Regions from separate parts of the Homo sapiens genome. Here region 1 is linked to region 2. A link is an interaction called in ENCODE POLR2A ChIA-PET data of the cell type or tissue named here. Cell type or tissue: PC-9. All regions are shown on one strand. Each heading gives the region's core, and the rest is flanking DNA. Links, peaks and the distances in the headings are about the cores only.

Region 1 (7,243 bases), core at 2,189-4,688, 430 kb before region 2:
GCCTTTTTTGTGTCTTCTTTAAGAAATTCTTCTCTACCTGGGGTCATAAACATATTTTTCTCTGTTGTCTTCACATGTTTAAAGTAATCTTTAAGCCACCAGCAGTCATGTGTTACGAGGTAGGGATCCAGTTTCATGGTTTTTCGTATGTATAATCACTTGCTGCCTCACCTCTCCTTTCTTTGCTGATCTGCATCGTGGACAGAGTCTCCGTGTCTAAACACACACTTTGTTCTTCAGAAGTGGTTATTCTGGTTCACTTAACAATTGCCATTTGAAAAGCAATTATTTTTATTTTATTTTCATATTTTTAAATTTTATTTTTAATGATAGGACACCAAATGATAACCAGAACCCCAAAATACATAGGTGAAAATCTGAGCTAAATTAATAGAAACACAGGCATGACAGAGAAGACTTTATCACTTAACTCTCTTAGGCCATTCATTAATTACACAGTAAGTAGGGGGAAAAGGTACATATCTTAATATACAGCACCTCCATGGCCAGGTGCGGTGGCTCACACCTGTAATCCCAGCACTTTGGGAGGCTGAGGTGGGCGGATCATGAGGTCAGGAGATTGAGACCATCCTGGTGAACATGGTGAAGCCCCGTCTCTACTAAAAAATACAAAAAAATTAGCTGGGCGTGGTGGCGGGTGCCTGTAGTCCTAGCTACTGGGGAGGCTGAGGCAGGAGAATGGTGTGAACCCGGGGGGCGGAGCTTGCAGTGAGCGGACATCGTGCCACTGCAGTTCAGCCTGGGTGACAGAGTGAGACTCCGTCTCAAAAAAAAAAAAATAACAGCACTTCCATTAGCCCATAGTATAGCTGTTTTAATCCCCTTTTCAGGATACATAACAGCTGTGTGCTAGGATATTATCGTCATAACTATTCCAATGTGTGATGACTATGAGGTATATTATTTTCTCAGAGTTGGGCAATACATAACATTTGAATAAGCCAGACTAACATCTTTCTAGGCTATAGTTCTAATGTAGAGCAATAAAAATAGAACCAAACAAAATATACAAACATGTGGAACCTAAAACACACAGAATTCTTGGATCAAAGAAAAATTGCAAACAAAAATTACAGTATATCTAGGAATTAATGATAATAAGCTGTGTGTCAGAACCTATGTAATACTGCTTTTTGGTGCTCCGGGAAATTTGTAGCCTTAAACACATTATTAAACAAGAATGACAAGGAATGCATTAAACATTAAACTAATAGTTTAGAAAAGGGAACAAAATAAATCTCAGGAATAAATAATAATGTAAGGAGTCAGTAAAGCTAAAGGCAGAAAATAATGAATTTGAAAACAGTAGAAATGGTAAATCCAAAACTTTGGTGGGTGTCCCCCCCCCTCCCACCGACAAGGAAGTGAGAAGAGAGGCAATGAAATAGATAAGCTACTAAGTGCTGCCAGGGGGAAGGGAGAGAAAACACAGAAAAATGAGGGGGAAATACCAGATACTGAAGAATTTAAATTATTATAAAGGAACCTTTTCTGCAACTCTGAAAAATGTTAGAATATCCAAAGAAATTGATAATTTTCTAGGAAAACATGACTTACCAAAATTAACTCTAGAAAAGAATCGATACACATCAGTAACAACAGAAGTTGAGAAAGTAGTTAACATATTGCCAAACCTGGAATTCATGATTGAATTCTTTGAGATCTACTGTGAGTACATACTCTGCCTCTGTTCAGCTGTTCCAGAACTTAAGAAGAGGAACTTCCAAATTCTTTTCTCAAATTCAGAAACAATGCTATTGAAATATATTGGAAACAGGAACGAAAACTACAGTTCAGTTTCACTTATAATATCCATTCTAAAATTGGGAATTAAAAATACTAGCATATAGGACTAAATACTGGTACATTTATCTTTGTTTCCCCAAAGATTCACTAAATGATGGTAACGGAATTAAAAAGGAGGGGAAAAGAGTCCAGGAATTGAGTACTGAGGCATTCTCAGGAAGAGCACCAAGAGAGGGAGGAGATACCCAGCGGTCACAGTGGAAGTCGTCTTTGAGACTTAGAGCGTTTGAGGAAGGGGTCGTCTTTAAAATAGGTTACCTACCTAGCACTTGGGAGACCAGACCAGCCTGTGGCAACCAGTGACATCAGTTCCTTTGAGTCTTTCCAGAGATACTCTGTATATTAAGAAGCAAATTTTTTTTTCCTTTTTTACACAAATGCATTTTCTTGAAAATTCCTTCTCATGAACTTTGCCAGCCTCTCTGTCTTGGTTTGTCTGAGAGGGCCTTTGATGCACTCTTCCATTTAGGTGCTGTGGTAGTTGAGGCAAAGGGACAGTTTCTGTAGAGTGATGAGGGAGTGACTTAGGTGGCCTGGTCTTCTGTCCCTTATCTGTGTATCTGGAGAAGGGAGCCTGAACACCTTCATTGTGATGGTTTAGATCAGTTTTATGTCTGTAACCCCCGTGTTCTCTTTTACATACTCATTTTACTTTCGTATCGGTTGGTAAAATTGTCTTTTTTTTTTTTTTTTTTTACTAGAGACTAAAATTCTCTCTCTCTTTTTTTTCTACTTGTCAAAAGGTAAAATTTTATTTTTCCAGTGGTAATACTTGACAACCCCCAGGTCTTGGCTATTGGGACATGTTTCTTTACTTCTCTGATACCGTAGATTTAGTGTCCTTGATATCCCCATTGCCAGGATTCCAAATCTTTGCCTTCAAAGGTATTTATTCTCCTCTTGTGTGCCAGTTCCATAGAGGATGTATAGATGTGAAAATGTGTGGAGGATATAGATTGATCAGTAAGGAGAGAATTCTTTCAATTTATACGTTTCCATGTAATTTGATTTCTTTTTTCCAACTAACATCTATTTAAGATTGAAAAGGGAATGTGGAGAAATAAGTTGTATTAAGATAGTAGAAATAGGCTGGGCGCGGTGGCTCACGCCTGTAATCCCAGCACTTTGGGAGGCCGAGGCGGGCGGATCACGAGGTCAGGAGATCGAGACCATCCTGGCTAACATGGTGAAACCCCGTCTCTACTAAAAATACAAAAATTAGCTGGACATGATGGCGGGCACCTGTAGTCCCAGCTACTAAGGAGGCTGAGGCAGGAGAATGGTGTGAACCTGGGAGGCGGAGCTTTCAGTGAGCCAAGATGGCGCCACTATACTCCAGCCTGGGCGACAGAGCGAGACTCCATTTCAAAAAAAAAAAGTAGAAATAAGGTGAGTTTCTCTTATTTAAATGGCCTTTTACAATTACAAAACTTTAAAATTTTTCTGGTATAGTCCTTATAGGGACTTTCCTTAAAGTTCACATTTGCCTTTCAGTACATTATTCCTATCCAAATTTAACTATCTTTGGTCATCAGATTCTGAGATTATGAAGTCTCTGGCATTTTTATCTCACTTGTATGCAAATTGTCAACTTCGTAAAAAGCTCTGTGCCAGTACCCACCTGTTGCTCTGGACTTTTCTATATCAGCAGCTTATAATTTGTTGATTTTTTTTTTTAGTTAAATTTCTAAGGTAGCAATGTGGAATCCTGAGATGAACGTAGACTTTGGAGTCAGGCAACCCACAATGAGAATCCTGGCTCCAGCATATATTAGCTGAGTCTTTGGATGAGTTTCCTAACCTGTCTCAGTCGTCTGTCTCTGTATACTGGAGATGATCATACTCAGCTGATAGAGTTGTGAAAATTAAGCTTAGATAAGACTGTGAATGTGAAGCATCTGGCTCTATGCGTCAGACACAGCAGGCACTAGATAACTGTTAGCTTCCTGCTTCCTCCCTGTCCTGCTTGTTTAACTTAGCATAAAGCTTATTTACACATTTGCTGCCTGCCAGTATCTACCTAATACATAATTCCAATAGAGAGGTGAATACATAAAGTTATTTGGGCTAATATCCTGCCACTACCTCTCTTGGGATTCTTTGGCTGCTCTTTTTGCCTACGGAATTAAATTTTTACTAGTCTTCTATCTGGTCCCATTTACCTGTCCTTTTTGTTTTCACATTGCATCCCTGGTATGACCTCTGCTGTAACTCAGGAGTTCTCGCATTTTAATATGGTGTCTGCAGAATATTAGTTATCCACTGCTGCCTAACAAATTCCTCCAGAACTTAGCAACTTAAAGCCAAATCTTTTGAATTCCTGTAATAGTCCATCTTTTTCCTGCTTTTTGGCTCTAATTCACTTTGTTTCATTTCTGCTGTACTGTTAGTAGAGACTTAAAAATGATTGCCTTCATTTGACCTGCTCCCCTGTCATCAGAACTGTGACAACTCTGTAACAAGCATTGTGCTGCGGAGGATTTAAAAGCTATGTGGTCATTAGAATGCTGAGGCTGGCTCAGACCGCAGTTGTTGGTAGTTAGTGCTTTCATGCAGGCATTTATCAAACAAATGCATTTCAGTTGTGTGCCAGCCTTGGTTTCAGGTATACAGTAGTGAAAGGAGACAGGCATGCTCCCTGTGGGTGACACAAGGATAACAAACAGGTGCACAAAAATGTGTCTTCATAGCTTGAAAGACATCCCAGGAAAGAAGTGAACAGATGGGCTATGATGTAAAACAAGGAGACCTACTTAGATACGTTTTCAGAGAATCTGCCTGAGACTTAAAGGATGAAAAGGGAGAAGACATTTAAAGGAATTTAGTATGTTCTGTGGCCAGGCGCGGTGGCTCACATCTGTAATCCCAGCACTTTGGAGGCCAAGGCAGACAAATCACCTGAGGTCAGGTGTTCGAGACCAGCCTGGCCAACGTGGCAAAACCCCGTCTCTGCTAAAAATACAAAAATTAGCCAGGCATGGTGGGACCTACAATCCTAGCTGCTCTGGAGGCTGAGACAGAAGAATCCCTTGAACCTGGGAGGCGGAGGTTGCAGTGAGCCGATATTGTGCCACTGCATTCCAGCCTGGGCATCAGAGTAAGACTCCGTCTCAAAAATAAATAAATAAACAAACAGTATGTTCTAGTAACTAAAAGGAGTTGGGGTGACTAGAACGTACCTTTGAGGGGTATGCAGAAGTTGGCAGGTTGCAGGGATGCCATGGCCATGGTCAGGGTTTCATTCTCAGTGCTGTGTATCCTGAGCTATATTGATATGGCATCCAAAGTGGAGATTGTTGTCTTTTTTTTTTTTTTTTTTTTTTTTTGAGTTGGAGTCTTGCTCTGTCACCCAGGCTGGAGTGCAGTGGCATGATCTCAGCTCACTGCAACCTCCAGGAGGTGTTGTAATTTAGCAGTTGGGAAGTAATTGGGAGATTTGAATTCTAGCTACCAATTCAACTATAATGGATTGGAAAACAAGATTTCTGTGTTAGTTTAACAGAGGAGAGCTAAAAAAGAACTCAGGCCTGAATGGTTGTCAGGAATTTACTTGGGTGACTATCTTCTCATCTCAGAACATAAAATGTAGGAATTACCACAGTTGCAAAGGGAGATGTTTATGTTGGAGATAAAAATGCTCCTCCCTTCAAAAATGAGACAGTATTTTAGATAGGAAAGGTTATTTATCTGATTACATGTTTTAAAATTCTGAGCGTAAGGTTATATGTCAAATCCTGTCCATGGGCTGGGCACAGTGGCCCACACCTGTGATCCTAGCACTTTGGAAGGCTGAGGGGGAGGATTGATTGAGCCCAGGAGGTCAAGGCTACAGTGAACTATGATCACACCACTGCACTTCAACCTGGGCAGCAGAGCGAGACCCTGTCTCAAAAAATAAAAATAAATTAACAAAAAAATCTGGTCCATGTCCATCTCCTCTTAGCTGCTAATTCAATTTTAGATTAGACACAGTGGACAAGGACAAGTATGGTGAGAGTCCTGTGATTTCTCACCAGCTTCCTTTCCACATAGGCCGCTGCTTCTCTTCTTCCAAGGTTTTTCCCCGCTTTTGCCTCCTGGAGGTTGTATCCTGGGTGTTAGGAGACTGGGTTCCGGACACATTCCCCACAGAAGGATAGCAGGACCTTAGAAGATCTTTTTCTTTCTTTTCCTGGTTTCCTCTTGTTTGCAAGAGGGTTGAATAGGATGGTCTCTAAAATCCTGTTGTTTTTCTGGGTTATATTAACCCAGGCCATAATGATAAGAACCTGCTCTGAATTCACAACATGTATTTATACAACAGCAATTTAATATTTCTTATTCTGTGGAATGGCTAGGAAGCTCTGCTGGTCTTGGTTGGATGGTTTTTTGTTTGTTTTTTTTTGAGACAGGGTCTCGCTTTGTCGCCCAGGCTGGAGTGCAGTGACGCCATCAGCTCTCTGCAACCTCCACTTCCCAGGCTCAAGTGATTCTCTTGCTCAGCCTCCCGAGTAGCTGGGACTACAGACACATGCTACTGCACCCAGCTAATTTCTGTATTTTTAGTAGAGATGGGGTTTCACCATGTTGCCCAGGCTGGTCTCGACCTCCTGAGCTCAAGTGATCCACCCACCTTGGTTTCCCAAAGTGCTGGGATTACAGGTGTGAGCCACCGTGCTCGGCTGGTTTTTCTTAAGGTCTCACCTGGGTTCACTTGTGTGGCTGAATTCAGCTGGTGGTTTGGCAGGGGCTGGATGCAGTTACAACAGAGGATCTGTCTCTTTAAATAACTACCCTTCATCCCCAAAGAGGCCAGACCAGCTCCTTCACAGTGCTCCAAGAGAGCAAGCCATGACGCCCAAGCATTTTATCCAGCCTCTGCTTGCTTCAGTTTGCTAAGGTCCCACTGGCCAAAGCAGATTACATGGCCAGGTCTAATGTCAATATGAAGGGGGCACTCCACAAAAGCGTGAACATGTAAGGCATGACTCATGAGGGTCACTAATGTAATAGTCACCACAACCTCCATGCTAAGTTACCTATATTCTCCAGTGAGGATTTCTCAAGGTGGTTTTGTTCATAGTCTTCTAATAGAATTATTTGGAATTATCAGTTTAATATGCTTATGATGTATTTCACTGGAACCATACAGGTTTTGATTCGCAGAGTTGGGAGCCCTGGGTAGATACTGAATCAGACTAAGTTTAATCACAGAAATTATTCCTGCGTAAGTCTGATCTTATGTTTTCAAGATAGCATTGTAAAATTCAGAGTATGTTACCATCCCCCTTTGAGACCTCTGCTGTTTTTAATAAATGGAAGCATTTGGGAATACTATTTGGTAATAGTTTATTAAAACTACTTCAGAGATATTCTGGACTTTCATATTAGTCTTAGATATGGATTAATAAACATTAGCAATGAATCTGTTATCTAA
Region 2 (7,243 bases), core at 1,516-4,015:
TTAGTAGAGACAGGTTTTTGCCATGTTGCCCAGGATGGTCTCAAACTCCTGAGCTCAAGCCATCCACCCACCTCAGCCTCTCAAAGCGCTGGGATTACAGGCATGAGCCACCAGACTCAGCCTTGTTTCTCATTTATACAGGTAGCGATTGGAGGCTCAGGAAGGGAATTCATTGCCCAAGGTTGAACACTCAGTGGGAGAAGCAGGCCAGGACACAAGCAGGAGGGGCTCCAAAGCTGAGTTTGTTGCTGCAGAGCCTTTCCTGAGGTTGGGGAGGGTGTCTGCAGAAGGAGGCTGGAGACTGCTGTAGAATCACTACTACTGGTGACATCGTTGTTCTTCTCTGACCTGACCCCTGAGTTGGTCAGACTTGGCCATGTGGACAACCCCCTGCTTCTCCCACTCTCTGCTGCCCTAACCTGAGACTGGTTATTCAAGTGTCTTCCTCACTGTCTCCCCCAAACAGGAAGTATTTTTTGATGCTCTTGCATCTGGGGCTGACCCAACACTGCTCATCCCATGTGGTCATTGCTGGCTTACAGGTCAGTCTGGCCCTTGCATTCGATGTTCTGTAAGGACAGAGCTCATGGTGCTGGCTCTGAGAAGGAAACAGGAAGTGGCAGATGGAAGGGTGGGTAGGTGGGTAGGTAGATGAATGGATGAGCCGGCGGATGAGTGGGCAGATGTGTGTGTGTACGGACAGGTGGGTGGATGCATGGATGGACAGGTGGATGAATAGATGGGCAGATGGATGGATAAATGGAAAGGTGGGTGGGTGGATGGATGGATGGATGGGTGCGTGGATGGTTGGATGGTTGGATGGATGGATGGATGGATAGATGGGTGGGTTGGTTGGTGGATATGTGGATACATAGATGGATTGATGGACAAGTGGATGGGTGGATGGATGGATGGATTGATGGACAGGTGCATGGGTGGGTGAGTGAATGGATGGATGGGTCGATGAGTGGGTGAGTAGATAGATGGATGGATGGATGGACAGGTGGGTGGGGGTGGGGTGGGTGGATGGATGGATGGATGGATGAATAGGTGGGTGGGTAGACAGATAGATGGGTGGGTGGATGGCCAGGTATGGTAGCTCACATCTGTAATCCCAGCACTTTGGGAGGCCAAGGCGGGCAGATCACCTGAGGTCAGGAGTTTGAGACCAGCCTGGCCAATATGGTGAAACCTATCTGTACTAGAAAAAAAAAATACAAAAAATTAGCCAGGCATGGTGGCATGTGCCCGTAATCCCAGCTACTTAGGAGGCTGAGGCAGGAGAATTGCTTGAACCCGGGAGGCGAAGGCTGCAGTGAGCCGAGATCATGCCACTGCACTCTAGCCTGGGCAACAGAGTGAGACGTCTCAAACAAAAAAAAAAAGATGGGTGGGTAGGTGGATAAATAGGTGGATGGGTGGATGGGTGGATGGGTGGATGGATGGGTAGATGGATGGGTGGATGGGTGGATGGGTGGGTGGGTGGATGGGTGGTTGGATGGATGGGTGGATGGGTGGTTGGGTGGGTGGGTGGGTGGATGGGTGGTTGGGCGGGTGGGTGGATGGGGAGGTGGGTGGATAGGTGGATGGGTGGGTGGATGGGTGGGTGAATGGTGTGTTCTCAGCAGCAGCCAGAGGACCACTCCTGTCTCCCTGTATATGCTGATTTGCTGGGGTTTCTGGCCAGAAAGAATCATATAGGCTGTCCATAAAACAGCTGGAGAGGTGGGTAAAGTTTACCCTGCAGATGACAAGGCTCAGGGGAGCAGGAGAGCTGCCTTTGAATATTTAGAGGACTGTCCCTTGGGAGTAGGCAAGGACACCCCTCCTGAGCCTCACGGCTCCACAGGTGGACCAAGAACCAGTGGCAGAAGTACCAGGGAGGCAGATGGTTTCTTGAGGCTCAAGCTGCCTGCTGGTTTCAGACACCTTCTCTTCTGGGGCTTCTGCCAAATGGTAAATGGAACCCGATCTTTTTGCAAACTTACATTTTTAGTTCTGAAATTGTTGATGACTCCAAACATTTTTATAATTAACAAAGTGTCTTGGCTGGGCATGATGGCTTAGGCCTGAAATCCCAGTGCTTTGGGAGGTCAGGGTGGGAGGATCACTTGAGGCCAGGAGTTCCACACTAGCCTAGGCAGCATGGTGAGACTCTGTCTCTACAAAAAGTTGTTTAAAAAAGTAGCCAGAAGTGGTGATGCACGTCTATGGTCTCAGCTACTCGGGAGGCTGAGGTAGGAGGATTGCTTGAGGCAGGGAGTTTGAGGCTGCAGTGAGCTGTGATCTTGCCACTACATTCCAGCCTGGGTAGCAGAAAGAAACCCTGTCTGTAAATGAACAAACAAATCAACAAAGCATCTTTTTTTAAAAAATAATTTTATACTTAAACATATTAAAAATTATATTATTGTAATAGAGATAGGGTCTCACTGTGTTGCCCAGGCTGATCTCAAACTCCTGGGCTCAAGCCACCCTCCTGCCTTGGCCTCCCAAAATTCTGGAGTTATAGGCGCAAGCCAACGTAGCTGGCCAACAAAGTGTCCTTTGAATGAAAGCAAAACAGTCATAGTCATAAATGACACAGAGATTTTTTTTTTTTTTTTTGAGACGGAGTCTCGCTGTCACCCAGGCTGGAGTGCAGTGGCGCGATCTTGGCTCACTGCAAGCTCCGCCTCCCGGGTCACGCCATTCTCCTGCCTCAGCCTCCTGAGTAGCTGGGACTATAGGCGCCCACCACCATGCCTGGCTAATTTTTGTATTTTTAGTAGAGATGGGGTTTCACCGTGTTAGCCAGGATTTCCTGACCTCGTGATCCACCCGCCTAGGCCTCCCAAAGTGCTGGGATTACAGACGTGAGCCACCGCACCCGGCCGACACAGAGATGTTTATGATGGGAAGTAACACTGTGCCCCCAACCTCCCCACCCCAGTTTTTCTTCCCAGGGTCTCCCCAAGAGCTGCTTCCTTTGACTCCTGCTGTGTGTAGTTCTGCTGACAATGACCTGGACAGCTCTGCGCCATGCACAGCGTCTCTTTTCTCCGACTTACCAAATTTTAGACACTACTGACTCCTCCATGTGAAAGATGGGAATTCAGCTACATCACATTACCCTACAAACTTTATTGTTAATGTAATTATTTTTATTTCTTCTACTGCTTTTTTGGTAACTTTATTTATTTATTTATTTATTATTTATTTTCGAGATGCAATTTCGCTCTTATTGCCCAGGCTGGAGTGCAGCGGCACAGTCTCGGCTCACTGCAACCTCTGCCTTCTGGGTTCAAGTGATTTTCTTGCCTCAGCCTCCCGAGTAGCTGGGATTACAGGTGCCCACCACTACGCCCAGCTAATTTTCTATTTTTAGTAGAGACGGAGTTTCACTATGTTGGTTGGGCTGGTCTCGAACTCCTGACCTCAGGTGATCTGCCCACCTCAGCCTCCCAAAGTGCTGGGATTACAGGTGTGAGCCACCATGCCCAGACTTTTTTTTTTTTTTTTTTTTTGAGACAGTTTCTCTCTGTTGCCTATGCTGGAGTGCGGTGGCGTGATCTCAGCTAACTGCAACCTCTGCCTCCCGGGTTCAAGTGACTCTCCTGCCTCAGCCTCCCAAGTAGCTAGGCCTACAGGCGCGCACCACTACACCCAGCTAATTTTTGTATTTTTAGTAAAGATGGGGTTTCACCACGTTGGCCAGGCTGGTCTGGAACTCCCGACCTCAGGTGATCGCCCACCTCAGCCTCCCAAAGTGCTGGGATTACAGGCTTGAACCACTGCGCCCGGCATATGTTTTAATTTAATTTTTAAAGACAGGGTCTTGCTCTGTCACCCAGGATGGAGTGCAGTGGTGTGGACACAGCTCACTGCAGCCTCGAACTCCGGGGCCCAATCGATCCTCCCACCTAGTCCTCCTGTGTGACTGGGACTACAGGCGTACACCACGCTGCCAGCTACTTTTTGTATTTTTGCAGAGCGGGGTTTCACCGTGTTGCTCAGGCTGGTCTTGAATTCCTGAGCTTAAGTGATCTGACTGCCTCAGCCTCCCAGATTGCTGGGATTACAGGCATGAGCCACTGCTCCCGGCCCTTGGTAACTTTAAATAATATTCTTTCTGCTATTAGGGAAACAAGAGCCTAGGAGAGCCAGGGTCACAACATCTTAAAACAAACTTCATCTTAAAACTAGTAAAGGACATTCCTTGCCAGTCACATAGTACTGAGATATTTACAAATGAGAAAACAGCTTAAAAATACCTGCAAGGACACACTCCCACAACGATGAAAAGTCCAGATGTTCTGATAGACACAATAATATATGCTTTCAAGATAATTCTACTTATGCTGTTTGTACCTGCATACTAAAATGTCAAGGATAGTTTTCTTTAAATCAACCGAATAATAAATTCTGTCATGCTATCAGCCCACCCGCGCACGTGGGCACAGCTTAGTTTAGTCTTTATACAGATAAGACCCCCATATAAAAAAAACTTAAAGCGGGCGCATTTTCTCTGCTTTCTGAGGTCGTCTCGCTCTGTAACTGAGTGGCTTTCAATAATGAGCTTTTAGGCCAAGTGCAGTCGCTCACGCCTATAATCCCAGCACTTTGGGAGGCCGAGGCAGGCGGATCACCAGAGGTCAGGAGTTCGAGACCAGCCTGGCTAACGTGCTAAAATCCCATCTTTACTAAAAATGCGAAAATTAGCCAGGCGTGGTGGTGGGGGCCTGTAATCCCAGCTACTCGGGAGGCTGAGACAGGAGAATTGCTTGAAACCGGGAGGCAGAGCTTGCAGTGAGCTGAGATGGTGACATTGTACTCCAGCCTGGGCAACAGAGTGAGACTCCGTCTCAAAAAAAAAAAGAATATGTTTACTTTCACACTCACCTCTGACCTCCTCTTGGGAAGACGAGGTTACCGGTGCCTTCCCTTCTCTTCCACTTTCAGATTTCTTCCCGGTCAGCCCCAAACACTGAATGTAAATACGGTCCAACATCAACCTGCAAACGAACACTGACATGAAAGTGCAGTTGGAAAGGATCTCGCAAAGGAACAGAATCTGGTGATCCTAATCGTAATGAACGTGATCGCCGGGTATTGAGAGCTTGCAGGTACCAGGGCTCCGGCACTACGTGTTTCACAGGGGCCACTCGGTAGACCTCTTGGTGACCTTGAGGTCAGGTACCACGTTCCCATTTTACAGAGGAGGAAACTGAGATAACCTACGACAGCGAAAAGGTAGCAGAGCTGGGACTGGTGCCCAGGCTCGCCGAGTGGAAAAGCCCTCGGCCACCGTGGAGAGCTCGCTTCCTGTGGTCTGAAGCGTCGCCCCTGCACCGGCTTCTGCTGCCAAGGATGGCTTTTCCTCACTGGTGCCCACCTACGCTCACTTGTGTCATGTGGTTAAGCCCTTTTGGCAACATAAGACCTTTCCCAAGAATGTGCCTCGGTGCAGAGGAAGACGGTGGGGGCAGGCCCCCTCCCCGGGATGCTCCACCCTCCCTGACCTCACACGGGTGCAACCTGGGCCGTGGCCGAGACCTGCTGTGTGGCAGACAATGGGAAGCCTGTGTGTCGTCCTGGGTGCCGGATTTAGACAATATTTAGCTTTCCCTTGGTGGAAAAGCCTTTCCCCTCCTGCTTTGGGCAGGAACTGGTTCCTGTTGGGCGGGGCCTGGCTGCTGCCCCACCCCCACCCGGCCGGGCACCTTGACCGGCAGCTCTCCGGGCTGCTCCCTGCCTGTGTCCCTGAGCACTGACTCCAGAGGTTTAATCATTAACGGGCACGTTTGGCCTTCGGTCGTGGGCTGGAATTTGGGACCTGTGCCCGGGAACAATGATCTCCGACACATTATTTTGTGTAAAATCACTTTTAGCTGCCATTAGCTAATAAAGCTGGAATAAAGTGAGGTCCATTAACCAGCACTGGCCTCTCGGCCTCTGGGGCTCCTTGGGAGGGACCCAAGGGACTCACCTTTTGAGGACCGTGAAATCGCCGCTAGAAAATGTGCTTACAATTGTGGTCCAGCACTGAAGCTGCTCAGTATGTTTTCAGTCCCCTCTGTGGCAACCCCGTGTGTGGTTTTGGGGACTGGCAGAGTGCCCTGGAAGCGTGCCCACGTGCTGCAGATCCACCAGAGGAAATGCTCGGGAAACGCTGACGCCTGCTTTGCCCCCTGTTTCAGGGTCACCGAATGAGAAGCTGTTGGGATGAATGGCTCCCCCACCCTCCTAGCCCGGGCCAGGGGTCGCCCAGCAGCAATGCCCACCTCCCTTCGTCATGGGAGGAGCTAGTGCTCCAGTCAGCCCTTTTCATCCTGAGCTGTTTGCTGGAAGTCACCAGTGGGTATCCACAGCGCAAGCCTCCTCTCTCTCCTTCCCCCAACCTCTGAGACAGCTGGCTGGATGCTCCCTCCAACCCCATTCCCCTGCCCTCTCCTGAGGACAGCTCTGTCGGGAGCAGGGCCTCCCAGCAAGAGCCAGCAGCTGCGCTGTTTCTGCTGCTCCAGCATTTCGGGGGCAGCTGGCTGGAAGGGTAGGGGCGATTTAGAGAGGCCCACTGGCAGGTGTGGTGATGGGACTCCATGTCTCCCGCATGGGACGCCCCCTCCTCCCTGGGCTTCATTCTTAGGGTCCCCAGTCATTCTTCCCTGGGCACAGCCCTCCCTCTCTGTGCCTCATTAGCTCATCCCCAAGTCCACCCTACAGCTGGTCACCTCCGTCTTGGTGCAGCCTGCCTCCATGGCCCCGCCTGAATGCTGAGTGCCCAAGGGCCAGTGTTGCAAGGGGACCCCACCAGCCTTTCTACAGAGGCAACCAGAACCCTCTGGCCTCTCCCCATCTTCCTGCCCTCCCACATTTCTGCCTCCCTAGCTCTGCCCCCTGCCCCAGGAAGCTGAGGCTGCAAACTCAGAATCTGCCTTCGCCTCTGGTGCGCTGCCAACTCCCCCTTGGGCAGGCCTGTCGCCTGCAGCCTGTGTCTGTGCTGCCCTCCACTGCCGTGGCAGTGCCCAGGCCAACTGGTCGGCATGCTTGGGCTCAGGGACAACTTCACGGTCAGCACGTGGCTGTGCATGGCCTTGGACACCTGGAACGTGGAGCCGGTCAGCCAGCAGCTTTCAGACAGGGAGGGGCCGAAGGGTCCAGGCCACACAGAGGGCCAGGGCCAGCAGCCAGGCACTGGCTGCCACCACCCGTTTTCCCCCAGCAGCCCTGGGCTCTCCCTTGGTGGCTCTGCTCTGTGACTGCG

What was found. Peaks named below come from ENCODE experiments on the same cell type or tissue, not always from the same donor. Only the 100,000 strongest peaks of a DNase experiment are listed, where the experiment ranks them.
Region 1: POLR2A ChIA-PET joins it to region 2 with 7 read pairs; 4 of 35 experiments call an interaction of 5 or more read pairs at or near these places.

Annotation. Positions count from the first base shown.
Region 1 is chr14:103,441,583-103,448,825 of GRCh38, forward strand. All of the region lies in intron 3 of MARK3 (microtubule affinity regulating kinase 3), which reads left to right. Among named protein-coding and RNA genes, the nearest start is that of MARK3, 60 kb to the left of the region's middle. In PC-9, for the core only: no CTCF peak of the experiment used is centred there; no DNase peak of the experiment used is centred there; H3K27ac peaks cover 658 bases.
Region 2 is chr14:103,874,463-103,881,705 of GRCh38, forward strand. It overlaps LOC105370689 (a long non-coding RNA gene), which reads left to right. Exons shown (of 3, transcript NR_188198.1): 2 at 2,933-3,133; 3 at 4,942-5,916. Among named protein-coding and RNA genes, the nearest start is that of PPP1R13B-DT, 30 kb to the left of the region's middle. RefSeq lists enhancers at 5,490-5,784, 5,643-6,325, 7,009-7,243. In PC-9, for the core only: no CTCF peak of the experiment used is centred there; no DNase peak of the experiment used is centred there.